2 separate regions of the Homo sapiens genome follow, and region 1 is linked to region 2. The links are chromatin loops, found by intact Hi-C in ENCODE. Cell type or tissue: thyroid gland. All regions are shown on one strand. Each heading gives the region's core, and the rest is flanking DNA. Links, peaks and the distances in the headings are about the cores only. Region 1 has its middle 43 kb from the start of ID4. Region 2 has its middle 170 kb from the start of MBOAT1.

Region 1 (15,716 bases), core at 5,103-10,102, 170 kb before region 2:
CCGTGCCCAGCCACCATAGTACATTTTTTAAAACCATGAAATTAACATTACTAAAAAATTATTAACCAAATGCCAGACTTTATTTGGATTTCCCCAATTTTTGTAGCAATGTCCTTTTTCTGTTCTAGGATCCCTTTTGGGGATACCACATTGCATTTAGTTGCCATGTCATCTTAGTCTCCTCTGGTCTGTGACTGCCTCAGACTTGCTTTGTTTTTCATGACCTTGGCAGTTTTGAAGAGTACTGGTCAGGTATTTTGCAGAATGACCCTCAATTTGGGTTTGTCTGATATTTTTCTCAACAGTTAATTGCTCAGTTAATTTTCTATTCATTTTCACTCATTTGTAGACTAGGATTGTGAGTCTTAGAAAGAGTATCGTAGAGTGAGATGTCCTTCTCATTACATCATATAAGAGGGGACATGATATTAACATGACTTATTGCTGGTGATATAAATCTTGATCATTTATTAAAGATTGTGCCTGCCAAGTTTCTCCACTATAAAGTTGCTATCTTTTTGTTTCTCATGCTCTATTTTTTGGAAGCAAATCCATCCCATACTTCTCCAGGGGGAGAGGAATTATGTAACCCTCACTGGAGGAGAAAGTATCAACCTACAGTATTTGGAATTCTTCTGCAAAAAAGATTAGTCTCTTCTTCCCTAGTTATTTATCTGTTCAATCATTTATTGTCAACAGTGTGGACTTGTGGATACTGATTTTATTCTTTGGGCTATAATCCAATACTATCATTATTCATTTTGTTGCCATTTATATATTTAGCCTGCATATTTTTTTTCAGAAATTAAAGTCTAAAATGTTCTCATCAGTCATATTAGGTAGAAATTATTTTATTTATCTTAAATGTATATCTTCCCAGCTTCCTCCGTTGTCCCATAGTTCTGGGATTGTGAGATTTGCTCCAGGGCTGCCACACTGCAGAACTCCAGGGGGTGCTGATCACAATGTCAATGATGCATGGTGCCCCCTGCTGTTGTGCAACATGGAAAGACAGGCCAACTCTGTTTCGCATGATTTTATACAATTTCACCAGATACCCTCCTTTCAACTTTCATTGTTTCAGATTAAGAAGAGTCCCACTTTTTCTTTACCACAACACTATCAGACATAAGCTCTATTCATAGAGACATACATTCTCAATCCTGAAAATTCAGATTTCAGCCTTTATTTGCCACATAGATCAACTTTAGTCTTGCTACTGGGACCCTGATGTGTGGGTGTCTTCTTCTAGAATGTTGCTTAAACAAAGTTGCAGTTAGCAGGTCTTTATCCATCAGTTATTGAAGGAGCTGTTGCTGGTGACTGGAGTGGAGTAGAGGGTGGTGGAGGGAGGAATGGTGAGGAGGGGTCAGCTATCAACAGATGGCAGTCTGTAAGACTGGCTTTTACGTTGTAATAGGCAGTGTGTGCAAATGGAAGTTGATATGTTATTGCTTGAATTATTCTTCTCTGTTCTCCAAGTTTGCTATATTTTTCTTGAACTGTGCAGAACTATACACAGGACACATAGAAATACCTAATGGTTTTGAGGACATTTCTACTTTCTCCTCAACCATCTTCTTTATGTGCTCCAAAATGTATGCATAGGAAGCTGTCTGATCTGTGGGATTTTTTTGTTTGTTTGTTTGTTTTGTTTTTCATTTTTTGTTTTTGAGACAGGGTCTAGCTCTGTTGCTCCGGCAGCCGGATCACAGCTCACTGCAGCCTTAAACTCCTGCGCTCAAGCAATCCTCTCACCTCAGCCTTGATCTGCTGTTTTGAAGGAATAATCTACAGTTACCCTCAGATCCATCTCTTGTGCCAAGGCCTATCTTAGGTGCCATCACCCCCAAGAGGCCTCTTGAGACCTCTCTTTCAGCTTAGGGCCCCCTTGGGGTGTTGGGGCCCCCTTGAGCTCCCTGACACACTGTCATAGCATGTGCTTTCCTGCTGATCTTCCCCGCTGGACTGTGAGATCTGGGGGGCAGGGACCTCAGTACCTTGTACGATGACTGGAACACACTGGGTAGTTTTACATATAAATGAAGAGCCAATGGTTCATAGTCCATCAAGATTTACCCACAGTGAAATTCATCCACTACATTGTCCCCATATGCTCAGCTGATAAAAACAACCTTACAGTTTCTAGGCATTTACTACTCATAAGAACTCAATATTATGTGGCTATGTGGTAATTTTCCTGTCCATTTTCTCTTACAGGTAATTTTAAACCATGTTATATAATTATAAACCAAGCAGAAGTCTGGGGGCTTCTACAACCAATAATTCATACGGTGATGTATCAGCTTAACTTAATCTTTTGTTTGCTGCTCTGAATAATGATTATTAGTAAATAATTCCATAGTAAAATCATTCTTATTTTAGAAGACATCTGTTCCCCTTTAATAGGTCAGCCCTCCCCAAAGAGGAAAGGATTGGCTATAAGAGCCCTCTGCTATCTTCCCTTCCCATCAGCCTTCACCCTTCAAATGAGAAGTAGGCAATTCGATTTAAAGTAAAAAAGAAAGGTTCCTGTTTAAAAGTATGTGTGTGATTAAAAAATATATATAGATGCATATCTATTTTATTTTTTAATATAAAGAATTAAAAAATTTAAAAGTGTGTGTGTGATTAAAAAATACACATATGCATATATTTTATATTTTAGAGTGGTTTAAATTTAACAACAAACTTGAGTAGACAGTATAGAGATTTCCTATATACTCTCTGCCCCCACATGCCCAGCCTCCACCACTATCAATATACCACCAAAATGGTACATATATGAATCTACATTGACACATGCTTATCAGCCAGATGCCATAGTTTACATTAGGGTTTGCTCTTGGTGCTGTACATTCTGTGGGTTCAGACAAATGTATAATGACAAGTACCCACCATTTATATGGTTTGGATATTCTGTTCCCTCCAAATCTCACGATGAAATGTGGCCACCAGTGTTGGAGGTGGGCCTAGTGGGAGGTGTTTCAATCATGGGAGTGGATCCCTCATGAATTGCTTGGTGCTGTCCTCATGGTAATGAGTGAGTTCTCATTCTATGAGTTCGTGCAAGATCTGGTTATTTAAAACAGCTTTCCTGCCCCTGCGCTTGCCATGTGATATGCTGGCTCCACTCACCTTCTGCCATGATTGGAAGCTTCCTGAGGCTCCCCCAGGAGCAAATGCCAGCATCATGTGTCCTGTACAGCCTGCAGAACCGGGAGCCAAAATATTCCTCTTTTCTTTATAAATTACCCAGTCTCAGATATTCCATTATAGCAATGCAAACTGACTAATACAGATGGTGCTCTACATCTGTGGGTCTAGACAAATGTATAATGACATGTATCCACCATTATGGTATCGTACAGAGTCTCTTCACTGCCCGAAAAGTCCTTTGTGCTCTGCTCATTCATCCCTTCCTCCTCACTAATCCCTGGCAACTGCTGATCGTTTTACTATAGAGAAAAACGAAAAATTCATTTTTCTTAGTGCTGAATTCATTGTCTGGATATACCACAAAAGAAAACTTTCTGATAAAGCATGACACACTTATAGTGAAGTACACAAACCATTAGAGCACAACTGGATACATTTTCATAAAATGGACACTCCTGTGTAGCCAGCACCCATATCTAGAAGCAAATCATTTCAGTACCACAGAAGTCCCCTGCTGCCCTGTTCTAGTCAATGCTCCCAAAGGTTAACCAGTGCCCTGTCCTCTAACATCATAGATTAGTTTTCCCTGCATAAAGACAGTTCAGAAGTGGACTTTGGAAACATTTCTTTTCATGAGAAACCTAGAAGACAACCAGCAATTTCCTCCTGGAATCTGACGTAAGTCTAAATTAAAGAGAAAACCTGGGAGATAGAATAGTATTTCTTCTTTATTTTCAGAAAGGACATTTACTAGTTCCCTCCTAGAGGTGAAGGATGCATTTAAAGTGCTTGTTTCCTCTCTATATGGTCAAGCTTGCACAATACCAAAATGGTCTGTCCACAAGTGGCAAGTCTAAGCATATCATTTATTTGACATTGCCTCGGCCAGAGAGTAGTTGTTTCTTTGAATGCAACATTTTAAATAAAACACAGTCAGATGGAATGTGGATTGTGTAGCTATTCTGTGAATTAGTTTGCTCTCAGGATTCAAGACATATTTAACCTGTGTTAACAGCAGACCTACCTGGGAACATTGCAGATCTCTATCCTCAAACCCATACTACTTGGGGGCTGCAATATTAGCCAATGTCCTTAAGGCAAAAAAAAAGGGGGGGAAGGTTTTAACAGTGGACCATAAAATGTTGAAATACACACTCACACACACACACATGCATGCATATTCACAAACAAAACACATATATAGACAAAAATAACCCATAAACTTTCAAGATAGAATGGGAAAAAAGCAACAGATACTTCTTTTTCTTTATTATCATAGAGAGTTATTATTCATGCAACAGAAGAAAAACCAGATAGCCTCTCCTATCGCAAGCATGAGAACTTCCGCAGCTCAAAATGATCAGCTAGAAAACCCTCACGTATCACGGGTCCCTGGACAATCACTGTTATAAGAGGGTGGGCTGCATTTTTAAAGAGTCACGTGATATTTTGAAGGATGTAAGGTGACTTACCATGAAGGGTCAGCTGACATTCTCTGCATAAAATTCAGGTTGAGGTTTGATTTATTGGAGAGTCAACACACTTGTCTTTTGGCTGTTGTCAGCAAGCACAGACAGAGGCCACCAAGAGTCCCCCAGGAAGCCCTGAGCATCTATATCATTAGCCCAGGAAGGAGTAAGCACAGCCCAACCTCTCCTTAAGAAGCAGCAAAGAGCAGGAATTAAATGGGAGAAGATCAAATACTTAACACACTCTATTATATAACACAGCTCCCTAAAATAGGAAACGAAAACATTTAGCGAATAATAACAGCTATGACAGCAGCTTTTATTAAGTAGTTATTATATGACAGTTATTATATTAAGTGTTTATAAACATCCTGTAATTTAATCCCTACAACAATTCTACGAGCTAGGTGTTATTTATTACTATCATTATCTTTTTATAGGTAAAGGAAAGGAACTTGCCCAAGATCGCACACCTTGGAAGTTGCAGTGCCTGCTTTGTCTGTCCTCTTAGATACTATGCAAGTCACAGGCCAATAAATGCATTATGTTATTATGGCAGTGGGAATGCTGGATGATTGAAAGACTTGTTCAAGACAAAGAAGACACCCATGGCAGAGCTAAAATAAGAATAATTTGCTCTTTAATAGTAAAGTAATTCTTTGTCTTAACCATCTGATCCTAATGAAAAATGACTGATGATTTAATGCAGACTAAAAACCAAAACTTGAATTGATTCGTTGACATGGACAAAACTAGAATTGCCTGCAAATATTCCCACAGCAGTGATAAGAGCCACCCTTACGAAAGAAATGAAATATGCATGAAGGCTGCAGGTGGCAACCCCGCTCTCCCCACAGAGTATACCTTTCCTCCGTGGGCCTTGCTTACTCCACTTCCCTTCCCCCTGAGACCCAGAGGTCTCACATTCTTTTCCCTTCCTTCCCATTAACCCTTGGACTTGAAGAAATAAAACAATTCATCATAGAAAACATAAAGTAGCGATTATTATCCCAAGTACAACCAAGAGGATACTATTCATTGCAAACTGAGGATTCAAAATTGCTTTGAACTTGGTTAATCTTTTGGTGTTTGTCTGATAATAATACAAATCTAAGAAGACTTTTTTGCATAATTTTGTTCATGTGTTTTCAAAATATGTTAATGCACCCAACACTCATATTTGAATTTCTAAGTACTCACACCAGTCTCCAATAAAAGGAACCAGGGCTCCTTGGTGAAATAGCTGATTCTAGAGCTGGGTCAAGGAAAATACAAGATGAGCTTAGAGCATGATCTAGTGCCAAAAATAAGGAAGTGCTACCAAAAAAATGGTGGAGTATGTCATAGGAGCCAACCGGAAAGAGCTCCTAATTGCCAAAGCTGGAACAATTTGAGTAACAAAAGAAATAATATTGTATTGGATTACAATCCAAAGCATAAAATAAATATACATAATGTCATATTGATATAAATAATGATCTAATAAATAAATAAATAGGGGAAAAGAGACAAATCATCTCTATAGAAATTGCCAAATAATATATGCTGATACACCCCCTTCTAAAAGTAGTAGGCTAGTTTTAGTAACTTGCTTTCAAAGAATAGATATTGGGAAATGGGAAGATAGTAACTTTTCAATACAGAAACCTGGCAAATACTACCTTACCCAATTGATCAAGTTTAACTTCACCAGTGATAAGACATGTTGATATCATGTACTTCCTGATCTTAAAAGCCACTTCACTCTGTGATATTCTTTCCTTTTTTTTTTTTTTTTTTTTTTTTTTGTGAGATGGAGTCTTTTGTGACCTGTGACCTCTGCTTCCCAGGTTCAAGCAATTCTCCTGCCTCGGCCTCCCGAGTAGCTGGGACTACAGGCACACGCCACCATGCCCAGGTAATTTTTGTATTTTTAGTAGAGACGGGGTTTCACCATTTTGGCCAGGATGGTCTCAATCTTTTGACTTCGTGATCTGCCCACCTTGGCCTCCCAAAGTGCTGGGATTACAGGAATGAGCCACCGCGCCCAGCCTGTGATATTCTTTCCAAAAACTCACAGATCTGATTGAATCATGAGAAAAACATCGAACAAACCCAAATTGGTGCACATTCTACAAATATACATGACAAGTCAATATCGTGAAAACAAAGGATGGCTAAGAAACTCACAGGCCAGAGAAAACATGATGCCTAACTGCAACGTGGCATCCCAAAACTGGTGAAATCCAAATAAAGCTGAGAGTTTAACTCATGGCAATGGAACAACTTAGTTTTGACAAGTGTACTATGGTTATATAAGAAGTTAAAATTAGGAGAAATTGAAACTAGATGATATTAATAATTTAGTGAAAACTAAATGGACAAAACAATTAACATAGATAGGATAAATAAAACAGATGAGAAACATGAGGGGTGCCAGTTTGGTTCAAACCAAGGACTTGTTCCAGGTATTAACGATGTGTCCCAGAAGCAAAATCTGTTCTGTTTTGAATACATAGGGAAACCTTGGTCACTTGGGATAGTCATGAAATTTTAAGAGGAACACTTAACAAATGTGTTAAAATTGTTAATCAGTTAAGGGCAACGTACAGACCTCTAGAATTTTTTTCTCAGTTAGGCAAGGAGATGAGCAAGGTCTGAGAAAACATATTGTCTCATATTGATGCTCATTGACAAAGAAAATTTCCCACTCACCTTACTGAGTCAGTGAAAACTTCAAGTGTTTTTGAATGAAAGCTTCAATCTGTGGCTTGTATGCATGACTGAAAATGACTTTGCAAATTAGCATCTTTTGCCTATTCTTACAAGGCAGTCTCACTTCAGTACTCCACCTGTAAGTCAAAGCAAACATGGAAATTCTAACCTGGAGCTGTAGGGTATACACCCCCAGGGAGGTGAGTTGGATTCTTTCCATGGTCTGAACCAGCTGGTTATGTACTCATCTGTCAGATTTGCTGAAAATGTGTTCAACCTTGTTAAGAAACCCTTGAAAGACCTGAGGAAAGACCTTCATAAGTATTTTCCTAGTCCAATGAGAGAAAGATAAACAACACGTTCCCCAGCAGTTCACAGTCATGACCAAGTAATTTGATACCTTCCATACAAAAATAGACACTGAAGATCACTTTGAATAGCTTCTTGAAACAAAAGTCTCCTGGAAATATTTGACCAGTGTATAAAACATTCAAAATTTATGGCTGCCAACATTTTTGTGTACCATTCTAACATTTTAAATTTCCTACATAGGTAAAATCTATGAAGAATTCATATTGCTAGAATGCCTTGCAACTAGGGTGTACCTGATTGACTTGGCTTCAGCCAACTATAACACCCATGAGAGGCTTGATTCAGAAGTAACCATCATGAAGAAGTGGCTGGGCAGGCGTATGGACCTTCTGTCAAGCACGAGGGCAAAAAATGTTGTTCTTTCTGGAACAATAGTGTTCAGTGCTAACAGTCATGGTTGCCCATCAGCAGTGCTCATGTTTCTCAAGGGATACCTTAGTGTAATTGGGCATTACAACTGTGCAGCCTCAAAATCTGGCTTTCTTATCCTAATGAACTTTGTGAGTTACTCAAAACCCTCAAATAGATTTCTTGGCTGCTTGAGGTAGCCGCATTGAATTCTGTTGTTTGCAACTAAGAACCCCCATCCACACAATTAGTAGTAATTAAACATTTTTCTTCTTTCTAATTATATACATGGGAGTTGAAATGTGCTTAACATAAAAGTAAAGCCTAGAGTTATCTTACTCACTAAGAATCTCATTTTCACCTTCAACTAGTCATATGAAATCAAATATCCTTTATTGCTGCCAAAGAGAAACAAGTTTACTCGATGATTAACTTAATTTTGGTACATATTTTTGCAGATCAATTTGATTATAACTTACATTTCATTTATATTCATGTTTGAAATTAATTGTTCAATGAACAACATTATTTTGTTTTCATGGAATTTATTTTGATGAACAGTGAATCATCATAGGAAAAATAATGAGTATAATAGCATATGCGGTATATGACATGGACAAAAATTGGGAAGGTAACACACAAAGGACAAAAGTAGAGAAAAGAGTTCATAAATATTCCTAAATGAATCAGAGAAAAGTTTACAAAGATGAGAGCACGAGGCAACTATTGAGTCAAGGGTTTGCAGGATAGGCAAGGAAGAACGAGAGAATTCCAGGCAGAGACCAGAAGTGAGGAAACAAGAGGACTGGAATGGCATGGTGTGCTGAGGAAAACTCTGACAGTGCAAAATGACTGGAGAGTGAGGTATTAGACAGAAGTAAAGTCTGTTGAATAAGCGTAAAGATGCAGGCATGGGTCCTGAACATAAAGAGCCTCATATATCTTGCGTAAGATTTTAGAGTTTATGGAGGATTGGGAGCAACTGAAGAATTTTAAGTGCTGGAACACATCATTAGATTCACTTTTTAAAAACACAACATTTAAAAAGAGACCCTTTCCAGGAATATTTGAATTTTACTAGAGACCAAGCCCTGTATAAAAAAGATAGTGCTCTGATGGTAGAATCTCAGGCATCATTCAGAAATGAGAAGACTACTCCCAGATGGTAACATTGTACCTTGCATTAGGTTTACCTGTAAGACTGGCTTTGTTGGAAATGAAAACTAGATGTTAGCTTAATGTGATCCTGAAGTGGCTTGAAACAATAGATACAATCTCCAGAAAAGTAGACCACATCAGGAGAACAGTGGCCAAGCTGCCAATATTGAAAATGCTACCTGCCTGTGGAAATGAGTGGTAAGTCTATAGCAGGGGCCGTGGGTTACTTGGTTCTCTCTCTCAGTTCCTTCACAGTTCCCTAGTGTGATCTGAGGACAACCCATGTCTCACAAGGAGATTTCTCAAAATGTAAAGCAAAGCCCCCTCTTCTTTTTCACATCTCAAAGTCAATGCCATATCTTGGTTCTAAATATTAACTTGGAGGTAATCATGTTTTCTAAGTGATGTAGTCTTTCAAGATTGAAAAGCAAACTATCCATTTCATCTCCAGTTTTATTCAAATCTTTATGATTCTTCATTAAATACAGTTGGTATCACAATACTTTCACTTTTGTGTGGGCAAGGACCTGAGTATGGCCAGAAGAAGCCAGGCTGTGTGGCAATCTTAGCAGGAGACTGAGATCCCGCTGGAGCGCTTCTGCATCCTATCTGTGCCAGTGATGCTTCTTCCTGGGGGCCTTGTGGCCGTGGTTTCTGAGGTCTACTTTTGCTTTCTATGGTCACTCTGGACGATATTTGCAGGATTTCTTCAACATAACACTTTTCTTGCTCCAGCTGTTTTAATCCCAAACTGAATGGAGCTGCTAGGTTTATCAAGACATTTTGGGCTGTTTGAGAAAGATAAATAGGCAATTCTGTCTGTCTGTCTGACTGTATTTGTGTTTCTCTGAGTCTCTCCTGTGTCTTCAACCACCGGCTGAACAGTGAAATATTCCATTAATCGATTGTTTTATCGATATGGTGCCAAGCAGCCAATGAGACAAAATCTTTTCCACAAAATCAACACTCTGTATCTGTTTATATACAGATACAGAGGTAGATATACACAGTCCCTGACTTAGGATAGTTCAACTTATGATTTTTTAACTTTACAGTCGTTTTATTGGGATAGTAAATGCATTTTTTAACTTACGATATGTTTGACTTATGATAGGTCTATTGGGATGTAAACCCATTGTAAGCTGGGGAGCATCTGTAGATGTCAATGTAGACATACATATGGATAAATAGAGACATATGGGAGGGATTGAGTGAATTAATCAGCTTTAGCACTGCCGTGATCTCTTACTAACCCCAAAAGCGTCATATCTTTATGACCTAGGATTTCCACTCTGCCTTTGTCTAACATAAACTCTTGAAAGAAATTCAAGTGACTGAGTAATTTGCTTTCCTACTCATTTATTCTTTCCCATTAAATTTAAAATTGTCATATTAAATGTCTATATCAATCTGCATTTGGAAGCTTCAAAGCCAGGTGTTCCATCCTTTTTGTTTAGTTTCTGGGGGCCTAAACTATTTAACTAAGATCCTGAATGTTTACAAAGCACCAAGGAGAAGAGCGCAACTAAGGGGAGAAGCCAGCTCCACACACAACTGCCACAAGATAACCATATATAGTTATGTCTCTTCTGTCATGTCTTTAGTTAATTTTCACTAATCAGATATATATTATAGGCTTGGGTGCTATTTTGCTTAGCCGAGGACAGAATCACTGATCTTTGATCTACTCATCTAACTTTGGTTTAATTTTATAGTTTTCAGGGTGGTGATATCCCCTCGGTCTTAATTATCCACAAACCTCAACAACCGGGGTCAGTCCTCTGGCCCAGCTCCGTTTCCCCATTGTCTATCTTGTGATTGGACTGTATTACGGTCCTATTTGATTATCTCTGCCAATGTTGTCCTTTATTGGAATAACTGAACTGACTACATGTCTTTACAGACACAGGAGTATATTAAAAGCCAACTGGACTAACAATAAATACAATGTAAAGTAACATAATTATAAGGCTTTAGGGGAAATCAGTGTAAGTTTTAACCCCAAATAATAAAAATAACCCCATAATATCGTATTATGAATCTGCCAGAAATAAAAAAGATAAACTATTTTGCTTAATTTGAATTCAAATACATCATATAAAAATTAAATATATTGAGTCATTGTTAATAATTATTTTAAAATTGAAAGAGACTGGTAAGACAATAAAAAGACAATCCACAGACTGAAAAACAAAAATTATTTAAAAATTTTCCACTACTTTAATTCCCCTTAGAAATTAAATAATATAAATTACCATTATTTAAAAAAATTACGCTTGCCTATTTTTTTTGAAAGTAAACAACACTGAAAATTATAATAAAGAAATCAACAAAAGACCTCAAATTCAACCACCCAGAAATAGTTGACTAGTTCGTGCCGTTCCTTCCAGACACCTCTCTTGCATGTAACACACAAATGGATACCTAATAAACAAAAGTAACTTTATAACAATTGAAGCATAATATACTTGTTACTCATTTATTACATTTTTCTACTTTAAGGAAGCTGTTTATCCTCTTGTTGAATCATCTTTGTTAGCCCTTCCTATCAAGAATTCTCTCTCTATTGCCTTCATTATTATTTTTTTTCTCCTCGATATTCAGTTAATTCTGAAGTCTTTTCTTTAAGACAGTTCTAGGTGCACCTATTCTGTTACTTGCTGATAATTATTTATTTTATTTTATTTTATTTATTATTATTATTTTTGAGACGGAGTCTCGCTCTGTCGCCCAGGCTGGAGTGCAGTGGCGCTATCTTGGCTCACTGCAAGCTCCGCCTCCCGGGTTCATGCCATTCTCCTGCCTCAGCCTCCCGAGTAGCTGGGACTACAGGCGCCCACCACGCCCGGCTAATTTTTTGTGTTTTTAGTAGAGACGGGGTTTCACCGTGTTAACCAGGATGGTCTCGATCTCCTGACCTCGTGATCTGCCCACCTCAGCCTCCCAAAGTGTTGGGATTACAGGCGTGAGCCACTGCGCCTGGCCGATAATTGTTTATTACATCAAGTAATGTAGGTGTTCTGTTTCTCAATATATTCCCTACGTATTCAAGTTCCCTTTTAATCTTTTGTAGTGTTGTTGCCATTTCATCTGCTTGGTCTTCTGTTTTGCTGAAGTGCTTAAACAGCACAAAACACTTTTCACAGAGAATTCTTCAATTCTTTTGGTTAAGTTTTTGTAAATTTGGGTTTTAAGTGTTATCTTGTGGCTTTAATTTGTATCTTCCCAATGACTAATGCTGTTGAGCATCACTTCCTGTGCTTATTTGCCATCCATGTATCTTCTCTGGTGAAGTGTCTGTTTAAATCTATTGCCCATTTTTTCAAATAGTTGTTTTCTTATCATTGAGTTTATTCTGGATACAAGTCCTTTACGAGATATTTGCTTTGCAAATATTTTCTCTCAGTCTGTGGATTGTCTTTTTATTCTCTTACCAGTCTCTTTCAAAGGCCAGAACTTTTTCATTGTGATGAAGTTCAATTTGTCAATTTGTTCTTTTATTGATTGTATTTTGGTATCATATCTAAGAAAACTTTCTCAATCCCAGGTCACAAAGGTTTTCTCCTATTTTATGTTGTAGAACTTTTATAGTTTTATGTTTTACACTTAAGTCTATAATCCATTTTAGGTTAATCTGTGTATATGGTGAAAGTATGAAGTTTTTTGTTTTTATTTTGTTTTGCATGTGTTCTAGTACCAGTTTTTCCAACACCATGTGTTGAAAAACTATCCTTTTTCCACTGAATTGCCTTTGTGCTTTTGTGAAAAATCAGCTGGTCATATGTATATATGTCTGTTTTGGTTTCATTGATTTGTGCGCCTATAATTATGCCAATATCACAGTCTTGATTACTATAGCTTTATAATAATCTCAAAATTGGATTGTGCTATTCTTCTAAATTTGTTATTCTTTATTAAAGATGTTTTGGATATTCGTGGTTCTTTTTTTTTTTTTTTTTTGAGACAGAGTCTCTCTCTGTCACCCAGGCTGGAGTGCAGTGGCGGGATCTCAGCTCACTGCAAGCTCTGCTTCCCGTGTTCACGCCATTCTCCTGCCTCAGCCTCCCGAGTAGCTGGGACTACAGGTGGCCGCCACCACGCCCGGCTAATTTTTTTTGTCGATTTTTTAGAAGAGACGTGGTTTCACCGTGTTAGCCAGGATGGTCTCGATCTCCTGACCTCGTGATCTGCCCATCTCGGCCTCCCAAAGTGTTGGGATTACAGGTGTGAGCCACCACAACCGGCCTATTCGTGGTTCTTTATATTTACATATTAATCTTACAATCAGTTGTCAATTTATCCAAAAAAAAATTGAAGGTAATTTTCCTTGGAATTGCAGTGAATCTATAGATCAATTTGTGGAGAGTATACATCTTAACACTGTTGAGTCTTTGGACTCTATATAGTTAAGTCTTCTTTAATTTCTCTAAACACTGTTTTGTAGCTTTCAGTGTACAGATAGATATTTTCCATGTTTTGCCATATTTATCCCTAAGTATTTAATTTTTTTGGATGTTATTTAAATTGATGTCATTCATTTTAAATTTCATTTTCAGATTGCTCATTGCTATCATATGCAATTAATTTTTGTATATTGATTTTGGATCCCACAATCTTGTTAAACCCACGTATTAATTCTAGTAACATTTTGTAGGTTCCATTGTAAGAAGAAAACCCTAAGTATTTTCTACTTAAACAGTGATACCATCTGTGAATAAAAATAGTTTTACTTTTTCCTTCTCAATACGGATGGTTATATTTCTTTTCTATTGCCTTGTATATAGTAAGAAAAAGTATTACATTTTACAATGTTGAATAGAGGTGGTGAAACAGACATCCTTACCCTTATCCTGATTTTGAAAACATTAAGTCTTTCACCATTAAATATAATGTTATCTGTACGTTTTTTTGTAGATGTCCTTCCTCAGGATGAAAAAGCTATCTTTTATTCCTAGTTTGCTGAGAGTTTTTATCAGGAATGGACATTAGATTTTGTCAAATGTTTTTTGGTGTCTACTGAGGCAACACTATTTCAGTTTCTCAAAATGGTAAATGACAATATTTGAATGTTAAACTTATCTTGTATTCCTGGGATTAAACACAACTTGATCACGATTCTATTTATACATTGTCGGGTTCAATTTGCTAAAACTTTACTTAGGATTTTTTTGCACTTATGTCTATCAGAGACAGTGGTCTGCAGTTTTCTTTTCTTGTGTGTCTGATTTTGGTATTAGGGTAATGCTGTCTTGTAGACTGCATTGGAGAGTAGTCCCCTCTCTTCAATTTTCCGGAAGCACTTGAATAGAATTGATGTTATTTCTTAAATGTCTGGTAAATTTACCAGTAAAGTCACCTGGAGAATGAATCTTTTGGGGAGATGGTTTTTAACTAAACATTTATTTAACAGATTTTTGGCTAGTCAAGTTACCTACTTTTATTTCTTGAATGAGTTTTGGTAGTTTTTATCTTTCAAGGAATTTGTCCAGTTTATCTAAGTTGTCAAGTTTATTGTCATAAAGTAGTTTATCTTTATAATATATGTAGATTCTGTATTTATATAATTCTTTCATTCATACTACTCATTCACACTATTGATCATTTGTGTCATTTCTCTTTTTTTCTGATCGACCTGGCTAGAACTTTCTCAATTTCATTTATCCATTCAAAGAAACAGCTTCAGGGTTCCTTAATTTTTCTATATTGTTTTTTTCTGTTTTCTACTTTTATCTTCTTTAAGATGGAGTCTCACTCTATTGCCCAGGCTGGAGTGCAGTGGTGCAACGTCAGCTCACTGCAACCTTGACTTCTCAGGTTCAAGTGATTCTCATACATCAGCCTCTTGAGTAGCTGTGACTACAGGTCCCACCACAGTAGCCACCACAGCCGGCTAATTTTTGTATTTGTAGTAGAGACGGGGCTTCTCATGTTGGCCAGGCTGGTCTTGAACTTCCGAACTCAAGTGATCCACCCGCCTAGGCCTCCCAAAGTGCTGGGATTACAGGCATGAGCCACCGCGCCTGGCCTGTTTTCTGCTTCTTTATTTCTGCTTTGATTTTTATTATTTCCTTTCTTCTATTTGCTTCGAGTTTAATGTGCTCTTTTTCTAGTTTTTTTTAAAGATGAAGCTGGAGTCATTCATTTGAGACGTTTCTTTTTTTCTAACATGGCACTTAGTGCTATAAATTTTCTTTTAAGCACTGCTTTAGTGCATCCCACAAATTTCAATGCATTATATATTAATTTCATTCAGTGCAAAATACTTTCTACTTTCCCTTTAGATTTGCCCTTTGACCCATTATATTACTTAGAGGTACACTATTTAATTTCCAATATTTATGGATTTTCTAGAGATATTTCTACTAATGATTTCTAATTAAATTCCATTGTCATTACGAAATGTACTTTATAAGACTTGAATTCTTTTAAATGTATTGAGAATTGTCTTATGGCCCAAAATATGGTATAGTTTGGTAAATGTTCATATGCACTTGAAAAGAATGTTTATTCTGCAGT
Region 2 (15,716 bases), core at 6,155-11,154:
GAATGACTGAGGAGCTGACAGGTCTTTTTCTGCTGTAATATTCCATGGCAGATATTCCTTGAGGTCCAAGTGATTGTCCTGGGAGTGGCTTTGAGGCTTTCCTTGGTCTATTTCCAAGCTGGCTGTGTGACGGGGTGAAGGATCCCCAGCTGGAAGGGAGGCCCAGCCGGCAGCCACCACCTCCTCCTCCAACCTGTCCTCCCATCCACGCAATGAGCTCTAACAGCCTCACACCCCCACCTTCCCAAAGCGGCAACAATCATGAATCTTCCCTGGGAGAAGGATGGTGCCCTGTTCTGGTATAACCCAGAGTACCTGAGAGAAATTATTAGCATTTGTTTCAACTCTGTCTTACTGACAATGAGGAAACTGAGGTCCAGCATGGTGGGCAGATTTGCCCAAGGTCACCTAGCAGGTAAACAGTTGAGCCTTTTGGAGCCATGCATTGATCAAGGTCTGGTGAAAAGGCAAGTCTTAGATAGGAATCAATGTTGGGTGTAGGAATCTAAAGAGAATGGATACCCAGAAAAATCCTCCTGACTCTGGGGGTTCATGTTTTGCCCTGGAAATATAACACATCGGACAACAGTTTCTGATGGAGAGACACAGAAGTGGAGAGTCCACAAGAGGGGTTCCCAACTTGGGCCACTTATTAACATCATTGGGTGGTGAGGGGGAGTAAAAATGCTGATGCCTGGGCCACACTGCAGAAAACCGAGTTTGAATCTCTCAGGCCTCACAGCCCCTGTGAGCTTGTTAGAAATGCAAACTCTCAGACCCCACCTGGCCTGCTGAATCAGAACCCGGGTGATTTCTGTGCTCGCTGAAGTTTGAGAAGCACTGCTTGAGCTAAACAATGGAACCACCTGATGTCTGGGTCCCACCCCAGGTCAAACACATTGGAATCTCCAGACAGTGTGGCCTGCCATGGGTGGCTTTTAGAAAGGCGAGGACCATGGAGAAGAGAGTAGGGCACAAGATATGAGTTTAAAGGCCTCAGAGACAAATTGACCTGAAATCACATTTTGCAGAGTCCCCAGGCACATTCAGGAAAAGAAGTGTGGATGAAGACATGGAGGCTGGGGAGGCCTGGTCCTGCCTCTGCCTCTGTCTGTCCCCCAGCAATATGGCCTGGAACAGACCACGGCTGACTCCAGAGATGAAGATCTGAAGTCTGATGATTCTGTGTCCACCTTGAAACAGGGCAAGAGCAGAAAAATGACTTTCAAGTCCCAGTGTACTATGCTGGGTAAGTAGGAGTAGTGCTATCGTTGGAATGTTTGTGTCCCTCCAAAATACAGGTGGAAATGTAATCCCCATTGCAGTTGTATTAAGAGGCGGGACCTTTAGGAGGCAACTAGGTCATGAGGACTCCTCACTCATGAATGGAATTAAGGCTCTCATAAAAGAGGCTTTATATGGGTCCCTTTTTGCCCTTCTGCCATGTGAAGATGTTAAAAACACACTATCTTAGAAGAGAGTCAACCCTCACCAGACACAGAGACCACCAGCGTCGTGATCTTGGACTTCCCAGCCTCCAGAACAGTGAGAAATTAACATACCAATTATAAATTACCCAGTCTGAGATATTTTGTTACAGCAGCACAAATGAACTAAGACAAGAAGATTATGAGGTAGGCAGTACATAAGAGATGCTAGAATTAGAACTAGGTTCTAATAGTTGTGTCACAGCTGTGTGACCTTGGGCAAATTCTTTAACCTCTAAGCTTCAGTTTTGCTCATCCGTTAAATGAAGAAAATAAACACTAATTATGAAGTCATTGTGACCTGTCAGGAACTAAACGTTTAAAGCTCTTGACAAAATTTCTGGTACCTACACTCAAAAACAGTAATAAATGGCAATTCAATTTCAACCCCATGGTCATTCTGAGTAAGATTTTAAGTTAGTAGAAGGCAGATGAGATGTGAACAATAACCTCTTTGTAGAATGAAAACCTAATGTCATGGTTTATAAATAACTCTCCCAGCTATGGATACTGTTATCTCTGTCCCCTCCAGGCAAGCCTTGTTTAATCCACCACAGTGGTTTCCTACGAATGTATATATATATATAAAAAGAACAATGATAAAGAACATACACAATAATGTGGGGAGGCATGCAAATCAAAAAGGCATTAACTGATAGGGAAAAGGGAGCAAGGAACTAGGTTGAAATTATGTGGAAGGGCCTCTAGATAAATACGACAGTGAAAAGACAACTAATTGAAGAATGAGAGAGTTTTCTTAACCAGTGCTAGCTGAGTAAAAATATAATTATCTTTGATTCATGAAGATTGCTACAATATGACTCATTTACCAAAACAGTTACTAGCAGAATTACACTTGTTACTGTGAGAAGACCACGTGGGAGCGAGGGCTGTAGTAAATACCAAATGTGTTTGGTATTTCACAATGGCACCTGGAAGGAGAGTTCTGTTTCCTGCTCAGCGGTTCTCTGTGATGCTGCTGCTCTCAGCGGGCCATTTGTGATCAGCAGGAGCACAGAGACCTTCCTGTGAGATGGGAAATGCTAATGTAAGTGCTCCTAACCAGGTTCTGGGAGAATCTCAACTTTCCTAGCCTGAACACACACCATCTAGATCCCAAACTTCTTCTTTTCTACCGGTGAAGCCAGAGCTCCAAGGCCACTGTGCCCTTAATTTTTAATCATATTGAGTTGATGTCTCTTTTGCCAAAGACTGCACACACACGGAGAAATTAGAAGACATTCATGACTGTTTATTAGTTGTCTGATGGCTCTAAAAAGGGGAAACTTACCTTTTTCCAATCAAATATTTTCTCTCTACCTCGACTGTGGTAGGCTTGGGTGTTCATCCCATAGAACAGAGCTGCTTAAAGGTTGAAATCTTCAACAATTATGGGAAGCTGACTGCTGCGATGATGCACTAAAATGGGTGGAAGACAGTGGGCAGGGCACCCTCAGAGGTAGAGGGACCTCACAGGTGTTCTGGCCCAAACATCCTAAGGCCAGATGTGGCTCTAGGGAGTACGTGTATGTAAGTGATAAGGACAGCCATGTGTTCTATAAAAACAGAATGAGGCCGGGAGCAGTGGCTCACGCCTGTAATCCCAGCACTTTGGGAGGCCGAGGTGGGCGGATCATGAGGTCAGGAGATCGAGACCATCCTGGCTAACACTGTGAAACCCAATCTCTACTAAAAATACAAAAAATTAGCCGGGCGTGGTGGTGGGCGCCTGTAGTTCCAGCTACGCAGGAGGCTGAGGCAGGAGAATGGTGTGAACCCAGGAGGTGGAGCTTGCAGTGAGCCAAGATCGCACCACTGCACTCTAGCCTGGGTGACAGAGCGAGACTACCTCTCAAAAAAACAAAAAACAAACAAACAAACAAAAAAAACAGAATGAAAGGCACAGGAAGAGATAAGATGCATTTCTCACACAGCGGAAGAGCTCTGCAGGGAGAAATGTACAGAAAAAGGCAGCAGCAAACGGTCCTGCAAGCACAAGAGTAATGAAAATAAATACAGCTTACAAGCCTAATGAAGATCATTTCAGAGCAGGTTGAGACCCTAACTGATACAAATGAGGATCATTAGCTTCCCTGGGCTCTCCTGTTCAGTGTAGGACAAGAACCGTGCAAATAGAAGGAGATGACCAGGGCTATAATGGTAAAATTATAACCCCACGCCAGACCTGGGTCTTTTAATAAGAAGAGCCATGTTCATCTCCAGTCTCAAAGCCACTTGAGGGCCTGAAGACCATCAATATAGATGGCGCTTAGCTGTTCTCATCCGAGGATAACAAATGTTTTCAGAACCACCCACTTCTCTTCCCCCGCAATACGCATAAAGAAGATTCCAGATATGATTCTCTCTCAGGCTGAGATCAACCACACTGTTTATGATTATGAGGTGCCTACTACATGCTAGGCCTTGCACTAAGTACTTTGCTTGCATTATTTCATTTCATCCCATCCACAGGCCTGGGAGGTAGGTATTATCAATACTCCCATTTTAATGATAAGGATAACTAAGGTTCAGAGAGATTGGGTAACTTGCCCAAGGTCAAAAAGTAAGTGACAAGTCAGAGATTAAAATAGAAAGCCAGCTTTGATAGGTTGTTTTTAGGATCAACTGTTGTGGAGAGGTGACAAAAATGAAAATGAGCAGGCATGTCACAGCAAACACGAAAGGAAGAATTATTCATGAAGAGAAAGGACCTGTTCCAGGGCCCAGAGACAGAAAAGAACTTGGGAGGTGTGAGGACCTTCTAAGTGTCTATTGCTGACTAATTATCAGCCCCCACGATGTGACTTAAGATATCAGGGGCCTTGATTCTCCTTCATGTGGCCTCTCCACATGGCTGCTTGTGCTTCCTCCAGCATGGAGGCTGTGTTCCCATGGGGATGTGATGGAAGCTACTAGTCTTTTTAATGGCAAAGCACGGAACTGGCACAGTGGTACCTCCACCATATTCTTTTGGTCGACTCGGTCACAAGCCCTGCCCTAATTCAGTGGGAGGAATGACAAAGAGTTAAACAAAACAAAACAAAACAAAACAAAACCACTGTGGTGGAATCACAGTTGACTAAGGATGAAGGAGCAAGAAATGGAAGGGTTGTGGAACAAGGTGATGGGAGAGAGATTTTGCAAGCCTTTCTTGGCCATGTGAAGGACTTTGGATTTCATGCTAAGTGCAGACGAAACCTTTACTCCTTTTCCACCCTTGCTCTTATCTCAACTGTGGTAGAAGACTAATACAACTAAGGACTGGAGGGATTTCATCTTAAGTCCACAGAGCAAATCTACATGCACATAAGATGCATCTAATTCAGGCATTTAATGATTGTAAGGTATTAGTAAACTATCATCTTCAAATATAAGCTCCCCCAAAATACCATCTGTTGCTGAGGGACACACATAACATACCAGATTTCCAAGCTTCAGGAACAATGCCAATATACCTCCCCAGGTGTCGTGCCAGGTACTGCCACACCATGTTCATATGCAGAATGACTGCTGCTTGGTTTCTTGCCTACCCATCACCCTCACATACTTTATACCCTTGAACTCAAAAAAGCCCACAGCCCTTCAGTTTGTTAATTATCAGCCAGTCTGTCTGTATATAAACACTGCTTTGAGGTCAGGGAATTTTGCTGTGCCCGTGCAACTGAATCACTGGGTCCAATCTTCATGGTTAGAGAACTGGGTTTCTTGGTGCTAGTTAGAGTCATTCGGTGAGGAAGAAGTGAAGAGGAATAGCTTCCCTCTATTGCTAAAGCCAGAACTTCTCTGTACAACAAAGAATGTAAACGTTATAATACACTGGAGAGTGGGGTGATGCTACTCAACATATTAAATACCTTCTGTGCTGAGGTATCAAGACAAATCGGACAGACTCCAAATTCTTGAGTTGCTAAGAATAGAGAGAGGAATTATCCATAAATATGTTTTTTTCAATACAATGTAGTAAGTATAGTGATACAGGCATTCAAAGGGTACAATGAGATCCCAGAATTGGGGGCTCTAGCTGAGTTTTTGGGAGTGGTGAAGCAGGATAGGTTTCATAAAGGAGGCAATTTGGGACCAGAATTTAGGAGGAGTGGCAGTTAATAAAAGTATTTCAGGCAGACAAGAAATTGAAGAAGAAGAAAAAAGGCTCATTTATGTGAGGCAGCTAGGTAAGTGTCCGTTTTGAGGAGGAGGGTTGCATAAGAGGGCAACATTATTGGAATATAACTTTTTTTAAAACGAATCCTGCCTCAGGTTTATTTGTACAAATAGCACAGGAGGACACCAGCCCCATGCAGACGGCAGCCCAGGGGGTCACCCCAGTCCTTCTGTCCTCATATTGGCAGACAGAGATCTCTACCCTGAAGCCTTTGTAGGGGCCTGGGCACCTTTGGGAGCCTGAGTTGGAACTGAAGCTGGAGCTGCAGCCTGGGCCTTGATTTGGACCTGGGCCTTGGTTTGGTCCTGGGCCTTGGCCTTTGGCTGGCACAGCCTGAGCCCTTTGGCAATGCAGGCACAAGCACACGTCCAAAATTTGGGGTAGGCAATGTAGGCAAGTCAATTGAGCTCACAGCTGACACCCTTTGGGATCTTGGGCTTAACCTCTTTGGGCTTTACGAGGGCCTCGATAGCCTTGGCACATGTACTCACGGCCTTGGCACTGTCGGCCTGCATCTTCTTTAGGCCCTTCTTCTTGTGCTTCTTGGTAAAGCACATGTTCCCCAGGAACTTGGGGTCCACCCCCTTAAGAGATTTGTATCTTTGTGATAGGGGTTTCTTGATGACATTTCTGTGCCATTTTCGGGACTGGTTGTGTGTGGTGTGGTTCTTGGACTTGGCCATGTCTGCACCTTAAGCCACAGCTCCTGAAGCACCTAGAACCAGAAGTTGAATATAACTTTAACACAAGTTGTGAGAAGGGACAGAAAGGAAAAGATAAACAGTGGGCAGATCACAGAGGGCTGTGTATACTATATTAAATAACTTCGTATTTATGCTGTAACTATCAATGATTTTAAAGGAGAATGACTTGATCAGATTTTTGTTTTAGATAAATTATTCTGGTAGAAATATAAAGACAGATAATATTGAGCCAAGACTGAAAGGAAGAGAGACCTGTAGGAGGTACTGACTCAATAGTGCAGGTTTGTTATATAGGTAAACTCATGCCATGGGAATTTGTTGTACAGATTATTTCATCACCCAGGTACTAAGCTTAGTGCCCAATAGTTATCTTTTCTGCTCCTCTCCCTCCTCCCACCCTCCACCCTCAGGTAAGCCCCCGTGTCTGTTGTTCCTCTTTTTGTATCCATGTGTTCTCCTCATTTAGCTCCTACTTTTAAGTGAGACCATGCAGTATTTGGTTTTCTCTTCCTGCATTAGTTTGCTAAGGATAATGGCCTCCAGCTCCAACCATGTCCCTGCAAAGGACATGGACTCATTCTTTTCTATTGCTGCATAGTATTTCTTGGTGTATATGTACCACATTTTCTTTATCCAGTCTACCATTGATAGGCATTTAGGTTGATTCCATGTCTTTGCTGTTGTGAATAGTGCTGCAATGAACACGCATGTGCATGTGTCTTTATGATAGAATAATTTCCATTCCTTTGGGTATATACCCAGTAATGGGATTGCTAGGTCAACTGGTAGTTCTGTTTTTAGCTCTTTGAGAAATTACCATACTGATTTCCACAATGGTTGAACTAATGTGCACTCCCATCAACAGTGTATAACCATCTACTTTTCTCAGCAACCTTGCCAGCCTCTGTTATTTTTTGACTTTTTAATAATAGTCATTCTTACTGGTGTGAGAGACCTGTCTTATTAATAAGATAAGGAAATCTAATAGAAAAAGGGAACAATTTGTGACACAAGATATAGAATGATATGAGGGGTTGGAATCAAGGGGTGGTCTTTAAAACTTGGAAGAGGAACCTTATCCTCTGAGACTGGTGAAGGAAGAGTTCAGACCTCCCTATGATAGGATGTGAGGAGCAGGAAGGAAGTGCATATCTGGCAGTATTCCATTCCTCCCTTTTTCTGAGCCCAGGGTGAAAGTATAAATAGATACTCACATGTCTATATCCAAATATTTAAAATTTATCAGTCAAGCAAAAAGTAGTTAAAATATGTTAGATATGTATGTTCAATAGAAAATGCCTATCTTGACAGATATACCTTCTTTAAAATTTGGGAAGCCAACTTTATTTCGAGTTTTGGACTCCTCGGAGTTCTATGCTAGAATATAGAGACCTAAGAGAGCCACCCCAGCCCATGATCCAATTCTCTTGTCTTCCTACTTCTGGCCCCACAATATACCACGAGAGACCTACAAGGACACATGTAGACACCCAAGCCTGCAAGCCCAGACTCAGGCCACATCCCCCTGGAAATAGCCACTCCTTGGCCACCCCTTGAGCTTAGAGATGCATCCACAGTGGGTTCAGCCATCCTTGGGGGAAAAGATTCTGGAAGAAGTTCATGGAGGACCTATAAACAGGCTCATGGCAATCTGTGCAAGGAATTCTGAGGTTCTGGGTACTCATAGCATAATGTAGAAAAGGAAATGTGGTTCTGGGTGGACATGTCCCCCTTAGATTCACACACCCCTTGCCCTGTATGAAGGAGCTCAGCTATGAGGCCAGAATGATGCTCTCTGAAGATCAGGGCACAGGGCAGAAGCTCCTCTTGCCCAGGCCTAGGGGTGGTACAGTCCAGTAGCCTCTATGTTCTTGACGGAACCCAAAAACAAAAAAACAAAAAAAAAAGAAAGAAAGAAAGCTAAAGTTATTAGCCAACACTGAAGTTGGTTGGGGATCCATCCAGAGGAACCAATGCTACCTCTCAGGTTTTGTTCTTTTAACTCCCGGGAAACAGTATCCAAGTAGTTTGTCAGGAGAATTTGTTTTTTCTCTTGAAGTAGAAGCACTCACCAGTCAAGCAAGCATGGATTAGAATCCCTGAGGTACTACAGCTTACAGGCATTTGCTTGGTAGATTCTTTTTCCTACTCACTGCCAATTTGAGTGGACTCATAAAGTTTGCTTTGTGCCACAAGCATGAACTGGAAGGGCAAAAAAAAAGACATCACCACAAAACTCACTTCAAAGCCAGAGAGCTCTTGAAACTGATTTCATCTCAGGAGTCCCCAGCAGTGCTGAAAGCAGGTCACCTTCAGAAAGAGATCTGTCCACCATGAAGGCTGCAGAGCTTTCATGAAGAGCAGGTCTTCTCCCCTGACATAAAGGTAAATCTAGGTGTAAATGGCATCACTGGCCAACAGAAACCGGGGCCCACAGAAAGAGGAATGTCCAGAGGGCATTTTTTAAAATCTTAATATTAATTTTCTTTCCAAGGAAATGAAATATTTCAAAAAGGATAAGGATGACATGAATTAAATAACAGAGCAATGACAAGACACAAGTTATAACATTTTAAAAAATATTTTTATGCATGTGTAAAATGTTCATAATGTTACTTTAGGGGTACTTTAACTTCTCTTCCTGTGTATTATACCTGAACAATGATGGAATGATGTTTTTTTAAAAAAATATTAGGATTCTAAAGACCTTTTCTACCATTAATTTTCTATAATGGTGCTGAAATCTTATTATCTGCATTTTATTGCTATGAAAACTAAAATATAGAGCAGTTAAGTGACTATCCAGTGAACAAGTGGCAGAATTGGAAATAGCACCCAATATTTTATCCTACCTATTAAATCATATATCTTGCTAACCTAGAGGTGCCTCTTTTCACACTAATCTACTTTTGATTCATAGCTATGGAAGTCCTGAATGCTGACCTATTAGAAATCTGTAATTAGTCAGCACCTAACTATATATTAGATTCTGTTAAGTAATGTCATTACAAGAACAAGGGGGATGAAACTGGAAACTTTTCGAAGAAATAAAACTATTCCTAAATCTTTGAAGATAGGTTAACTTATGACATGTCATCCCATGCACCATGTATCAATAAAAAAAAAAGTTCTAGTTTAGAAATGGTAAGAAAAATGTTCACGAAGTATTTAGATAAATTCATGCACAATGCACTCCTAATATATGCCCTAATATTAATTATCTCTGTTGTTTAAATCCTCCTGCAGTAATCTGCCCTCTCTCTCAGCGATTATTATTGTCTACTTTGTACCTAGATCTATGTATGCAGATTTTACTTTCCCCACTAAATTCTAAAGGTGGTGATTGGGTCCCATACATTTTCTGTGTCCTCTGCAGTGGATAACAATGCCTCAGTCATGGTAGTAATAAGTTGTTGCTGAATGAAAACAATGCATATATTGGATTATATCACTAGGCTTTTCAGATTGATGTCCAAGACAACCAGATCTAGTCATTAGGTCTGTACCTAGGACCCCTGTCAAGGACAGAGCTCTGGGTGAGATGAATTGCAGGTCTAAACCAACAGCAATTCTCATGCTCTAAATTCACAAACTAAATGAAGGATTGTACACTCTAGAAAGGCTGCTATTCAGATTTTAAAAAAATAAAACAAAGTAGATACAAATCCCTCTTTTAGTGTTCACTCTGACTGCAGGGAAGGATATACAGGTATTTCTTATCAGGCCAGAAAGACTGCCTAGCTAAGAAATAAACATCTTAAGTTAAAGATTTTTATTTCCACTATGTGGGCAACCCTTGCATAGTGAACTTGCACTCAGAGAAAATCTGTTTATTGTGCCGTAAAAAGGAAAGTCCCCAATAATTAGGAAGCATCATGTGTGCTCGAAGAAATGAAGTCAATAACAGTATTCCAATGTGTGTTGTATCTAAACTAAACTATAAAAGTAGCTTTTTACCATTGCATGCAAATGATGGCTGGAAAATAGCCCACTTTACATAATTGCACAGCTGTGGGCAGTCTGGCTTCCAAAATTCAGGATGCATCGTGATAACATGTGTAGGACCCAGAAAGGGGTTAATTTTGAAAACAGTCACTTTCATATACTCAGATGGAGACAGAGCACCATTATTGATGTTTAATCGATCAATAGGCATTTCTTCCTATGATATGAAGTTTACATTACCCTCCATCTGGAGTGAGTGAAGGAATAAGAAGGAAATCTGTTAAATGCAAAATTACTTCTTATTCGCTTTGCCCATGTCATTTCAGTTCAGCTTACTACATGTTAATCTTTTCTATGACTTAAATAAAGCAATAGAAAGTGATTGCACTTTAACCCTTTTGTGGATTTCTCAAACGCTTTAATCTAAACGCAACAATTTAGACCATGATTTAGGATAAGCTATCATATCTCTGTCTCACAACATGATCAAGTAATTGGCCAGTTACTTCGTAGGTTCCATTTCTTCACCAGTTCTATAAAATCCTACGGTCCCAGATTTCTCAAACCCCTTCTTTCTGCAGCAACTCTGCTCCCCGTTTCAGTTTCTAAGTCTAGAAAGCAATGTGGTAGAATGCAACGAGTATGAATTTAGCTACAAATAGACCACATTTAAAATTTCAGTTCCACGGAACTGCCTATACGAGACCCTAAACAATATGTTAACCTCTCTAAGACTCCATTTCTGTATCTGTAAGATGGTTACACTAGAGCCTGGCTCATAAATGAAATAACATATATGAAGTGCCTGGTACATAAAGGTCACTTAATTCATACACATAGCCTTTCCTCACCCTCAAATGGGATCATTTGTTTTTTTCTGCATTTAGAATCATGTTTTGTGAATGGTGGTGTTTGTTTCATTTCCTAGACTCTGGCTTATTAATTCACATAGTCAAAGCATAGTGTAGAAGGTGCAGATTTGTATCTTCTATTTCAGAAAAGACAAATTAGTAAAAATTTTTTGAAATGGTGAACCAGGCTGGCCATGGTGGCTCATGCTTGTTGTAATCCCAGAACTTTGGGAGGCTGAAGTAGGAGGATTGCTTGAGGCCGGGAGTTTGGTATGAGCCAGAGCAACATAGAGAGACCTCTGTTACTACAAATTTTTTTTAATTAGCAATGGTGGCATTTGCCTGTATCCTAGCTATTCAGGAGGCTGTGGTGGGAGGATCACCTGAGCTCAGGGGACTGAGGCTGCGATGAGCCATGTTTGTGCCACTGCACTCCAGCCTGGGCAACAGAATGAAACCCTGTTTCAAAAAAAAAAGCCAACCAAGCAAGTGTGTTTAGCTGGTGACCTAATGACCAGGGAGTAAGATTGTTTAGTGCTTTGGTAAGTTATTTTTATTTTGTTATGTATTATAAGTTCGATTATTACCATTACTGGGGTGGAAGTGAGGGGGTTGTCAGGACAAGTGCATATCCTCCTGAATGGATAAATAAGGCAGAGGAAGGCATGTGACCTAAATGTGTGTGCTACAGACCATGTGTACTATTCTCCATCATGTATCTCCTAAATTTTCTTAGTAAAGAAAGACGTGAACAGGAAGCCCCCTCCTTAACAAGGTCTCACTGTGCCCCTACGATTTCCCCATTCATGCCTACAATGTTAAAGTCTTCCAAAGGAAGAGTCTTCAGACCTTCTGTACATGTAGTGACAATCATCTGCTGTGTACAGAAAACCTCCAGGTAGGAGAGAGAGAGCTGCTGCCATTGTGTTTAAATTCCTAAGATCAACACTCGGCATTTTAAGGTAATAAATAGCAATAGTTCTCATTGTAGCAATTTCTTTTTTATTCATATTTTTAATTGACAAATCATAATTGTATCCATTTGTAAGGTACAGTGTGATATTTTGATATATGTATACAATGTGTAAAGATTAAATCAAGCGAATTAACACATCCATCGCTTCACTTATTCTTTCTGGTGCGATATTTGAAATTTACTCATTGCTATTTTGAAATACACAATTTCTATCTAGTTCAGGGCCACATGGGCAACCATTAGAATGCGGTATAAAATCAGTAGGTACTAATGAATAATGAATGAAGGCTCACTCCCAAACCAGGCGATCTAATGGAAAGTTTAACATAATTTCACAATCCAAACCATTGTTCACCCACTTGTTCTGCTTCTTGCTCTCTGTATATCCTACCTTCATGTGTGCAGGCTGCTCAGCCACTAAGAAACCTATTACCTGGAACAAGTTCAACCTGCTGCTTTCGTCTGACCTAGACTTTGCAATGCAATAAGAAATCCTTCTGTATTAAGAATGTAGAATATGGATTATAAGTGTTAGGTAATTCTTTGGTCCTTAGGGTCACACAAGGTTGTCCACTGAGCATGCTCATGACACAACATCAAACCTGTCAAAGTGGAGCAGCATGGATTTCATTTGTGATGGGACCTCCTGAAACGTGCAAAGACCAGACAGAATGTAGCCAATCAATGACCATTCACCAGCACAGAGAGTACAAAAAATACCACATTTCCTTATTTTTGCTTTCTTTTTTTTTCTTTTTCTTTTTTTTTTTTTTTTCTGAGACAAAGTCTCACTCTGTCACCCAGGCTGGAGTGCAGTGGCGTGATCTCAGCTCACTGCAACCTCTGTCTCCTGGGTTCAAGTGATTCTCCTGCCTCAGCCTCCCAAATAGCTGGGATCACAGGTGCGTACTATGCCTGGCTAATTTTTATATCTTTAGTAGAGACGGGGTTTTGCCATATTGGCCAGGCTGGTCTCGAACTCCTGACCTCAAGTGATCCACCCACCTCGGCCCCCCAAAATGCTGAGATTACAGGCGTGAGCCACCATACCCAGCCTCATTTTTCTCTAAATCAACTTAAGTCCAATTCTAAGCCCCACTCCCCTGAGAAGTAGAAAAGTCAAACTCAGTCATTACTAGAGCTCTCCAAGCATAGGTCACATAAAAAGTCCCTGGGTCTGAAGCAGGACGAGACATTGTGGAGGCCCCACTGGTTATGAGACATCCGGAGATACAGAAAACCACCAGGGTCTCCATGGTCCTGGCCATCTGGGATAGGGCAACTCATCTGCTTCTGTTCCATTTGTGGGGTTCAGAAAATCCTCAGCAAAACTGGAAGTGCCCTGCCTCTGAGGTGCATCAAACAGGTGTCCCATTTGAGTCATGCTGCTCCCTTGGGTGGCTGCCACTAGAGGGGACATGCCCCCCACTACTGATGAAATTCATCAACCTCCAACCTTCTCCCAGTCCAGGTGAATGACCTCTCCCCTCCCTGCTCAACGCTCTCAAAAGCATTCTGGGCTCTCTTCTCCTTCTCTGGTGAAATCTAATCTAGTCTGAGCTTAGGCTTTTTCAAAAATCAGGAAGACCTTCTGCTTTTGAGGCAAGAGAAGGCAAAGCCTGGATTTCTGTTAGAAATGGGAAGGATAGAAGTGACTCCAAGAAGGAAGCAAGACCAAAATCTTAGGAAATTATCCCATCCCATTGGTGTCATAAAAAAAGCAGATGAGTTGCCCTTGAGTTCCTGGCCTGGGAACTGGGTAGGACCAACTCTCCCAGACAGAGAAGTTCTGGGAGCCACAGTCAGGATGCACCACCCCCAGGCACACTGGCTATGTGTGAGAACCAAGAAATTATCATGGGTGTTTCAGGGCAGCACCCCCATGTGCCTTCCCACCCATCCCTCAAGGGATTCTGGGCAGAGGTTCCCATGGGCTTGGAGTAGCAGTAAGTTAAATGAAATAGGGAAGATGAACTGAAAGAATCACAAGACCAAAAGCATGGCAGGAATCTGCAAACACAAGACCAGCCTACCTTTGAGCCTAAAATCCAGCTGGATATTTGTGGAGAGGTCACCTTATTCATGGCCAAAGGGCTGACCAGATCCACGCCAGCAGGGAGTGCTGAAGAGGAAGAGAGAAGCTTCTCCGCAGGACAGCATCAGCACCTACAGCTGGTTTGAAAGGGCCCTGAGGACCAAGCAGATAAGAGAGGTCATGGTTAGGTAGGGGCTATTGAGAGTCATGACGTGGACACACAGCCTTGACATGGACACACAGCCTTGCAATGGACACACAGCAGACAAACAGCAAGGGAATCACAGGGCACCAGAGCAAGAGGACAGGCAAGGCAAATGTGCCCAATGCTTGGAGACTCTGCCAGGGAACTGGGGCCTCCATATACAGGGATCCCACTGCTAGGAATTCTGGAAAAAGGCCCCTCTAGACATGGACTTCAACTGTGCCCTGTCTGGCTGGTATTGCTGAGAAAACTTCAGTTACACTTTCAAGCACAAGCAAAAATCTCTTCACATTATAAGAAAAAAGATCATCCTTTTAAGCAATGAGGTCTCATGTTCTGGTCCCCAGGTAATTTGACTGAGATTGAACTTAGCAAATGTTTACGGAGACAGAAAACAATGATTAACAAATTCATTAATTCAATTAGGGCACAGGGTAGCTCCTCCAAAAATGTTTGTTGTTGCTGCTGCTGATGACGATAATTAAAATCTTGTTTATAGATAGGTTGTGATGTATAATCATTTCATAACTAAGTCCTTATGCCTTGATGAGAACTATCATTGTGTGTAAATATTGACTAAGGCTGAGCTTCACACATGCCATTGAAATTCCAGTTTATAATCTCCTGCTAACCAACAGTAATGAACTAAACTGAGACCTCAGATCCAACAAACAACCTGCTGGCATTGATGGTTGGAGGTGCACACGTGATCCTAAATCAACATATCTTATAATCGTTTTTTGTATTTTGCAGACCATCTGGGCTTAACTGATAGAAAGAAATTCTTCATGAGAATTCTGAAATTTCTTCATCATTCAGTGACTTCTAGGATTTCTAATGGTGAAGATCTTCTCTATGATTCAGGCCCCCACAGAGCACCAGGAGGTTGGGGGACCAACAGCTTCTGGATTCAATGGGCCTCTGATACTGTCAATGTGACCCAGTGCACTTTTGCTAGAAGAGTGGTGCTTTTTCATTAGGAAGCCATCTTGTCCTGAGAATGACTAAAAAAAATTAATTTTCTAAATGTCAGCCCAAACCGGCAAGAATAAATGTGCTGAGTTTGGTGCCAGTGGCAAGAATCTACTTTTTTAAAAATTATCAGCAGTAAGTTAAAGATTGAATGGCAGGCCGGGTGCAGTGGCTCACGCCTGTAATCCCAGCACTTTGGGAGGCTGAGGTGGGTGGATCACCTGAGGCCAGGAGTTCAAGACCAGTCTGGTCAATATGGTGAAACCCCGTCTCTACTAAAAATACCAAAAAAAAGTTAGCCAGGCATGGTGGTGGGCACCTGTAATCCCAGCTACTCAGGAGGCTGAGGCAGGAGAATTGCTTGAACCCGGGAGGCGGA

Evidence for each region. Peaks named below come from ENCODE experiments on the same cell type or tissue, not always from the same donor. Only the 100,000 strongest peaks of a DNase experiment are listed, where the experiment ranks them.
Region 1: a loop joins it to region 2, with 2.9 times the contacts of the local background. A loop is called at or near these places in 7 of 110 quality-filtered maps.

The regions. Positions count from the first base shown.
Region 1 is chr6:19,872,255-19,887,970 of GRCh38, forward strand. No RefSeq gene overlaps it. Among named protein-coding and RNA genes, the nearest start is that of ID4, 43 kb to the left of the region's middle. In thyroid gland, for the core only: no CTCF peak of the experiment used is centred there; DNase peaks (open chromatin) are centred at 7,537 and 8,017; H3K27ac peaks cover 1,737 bases.
Region 2 is chr6:20,036,609-20,052,324 of GRCh38, forward strand. It overlaps the pseudogene RPL29P17. Among named protein-coding and RNA genes, the nearest start is that of MBOAT1, 170 kb to the right of the region's middle. In thyroid gland, for the core only: no CTCF peak of the experiment used is centred there; a DNase peak (open chromatin) is centred at 8,533; H3K27ac peaks cover 4,074 bases.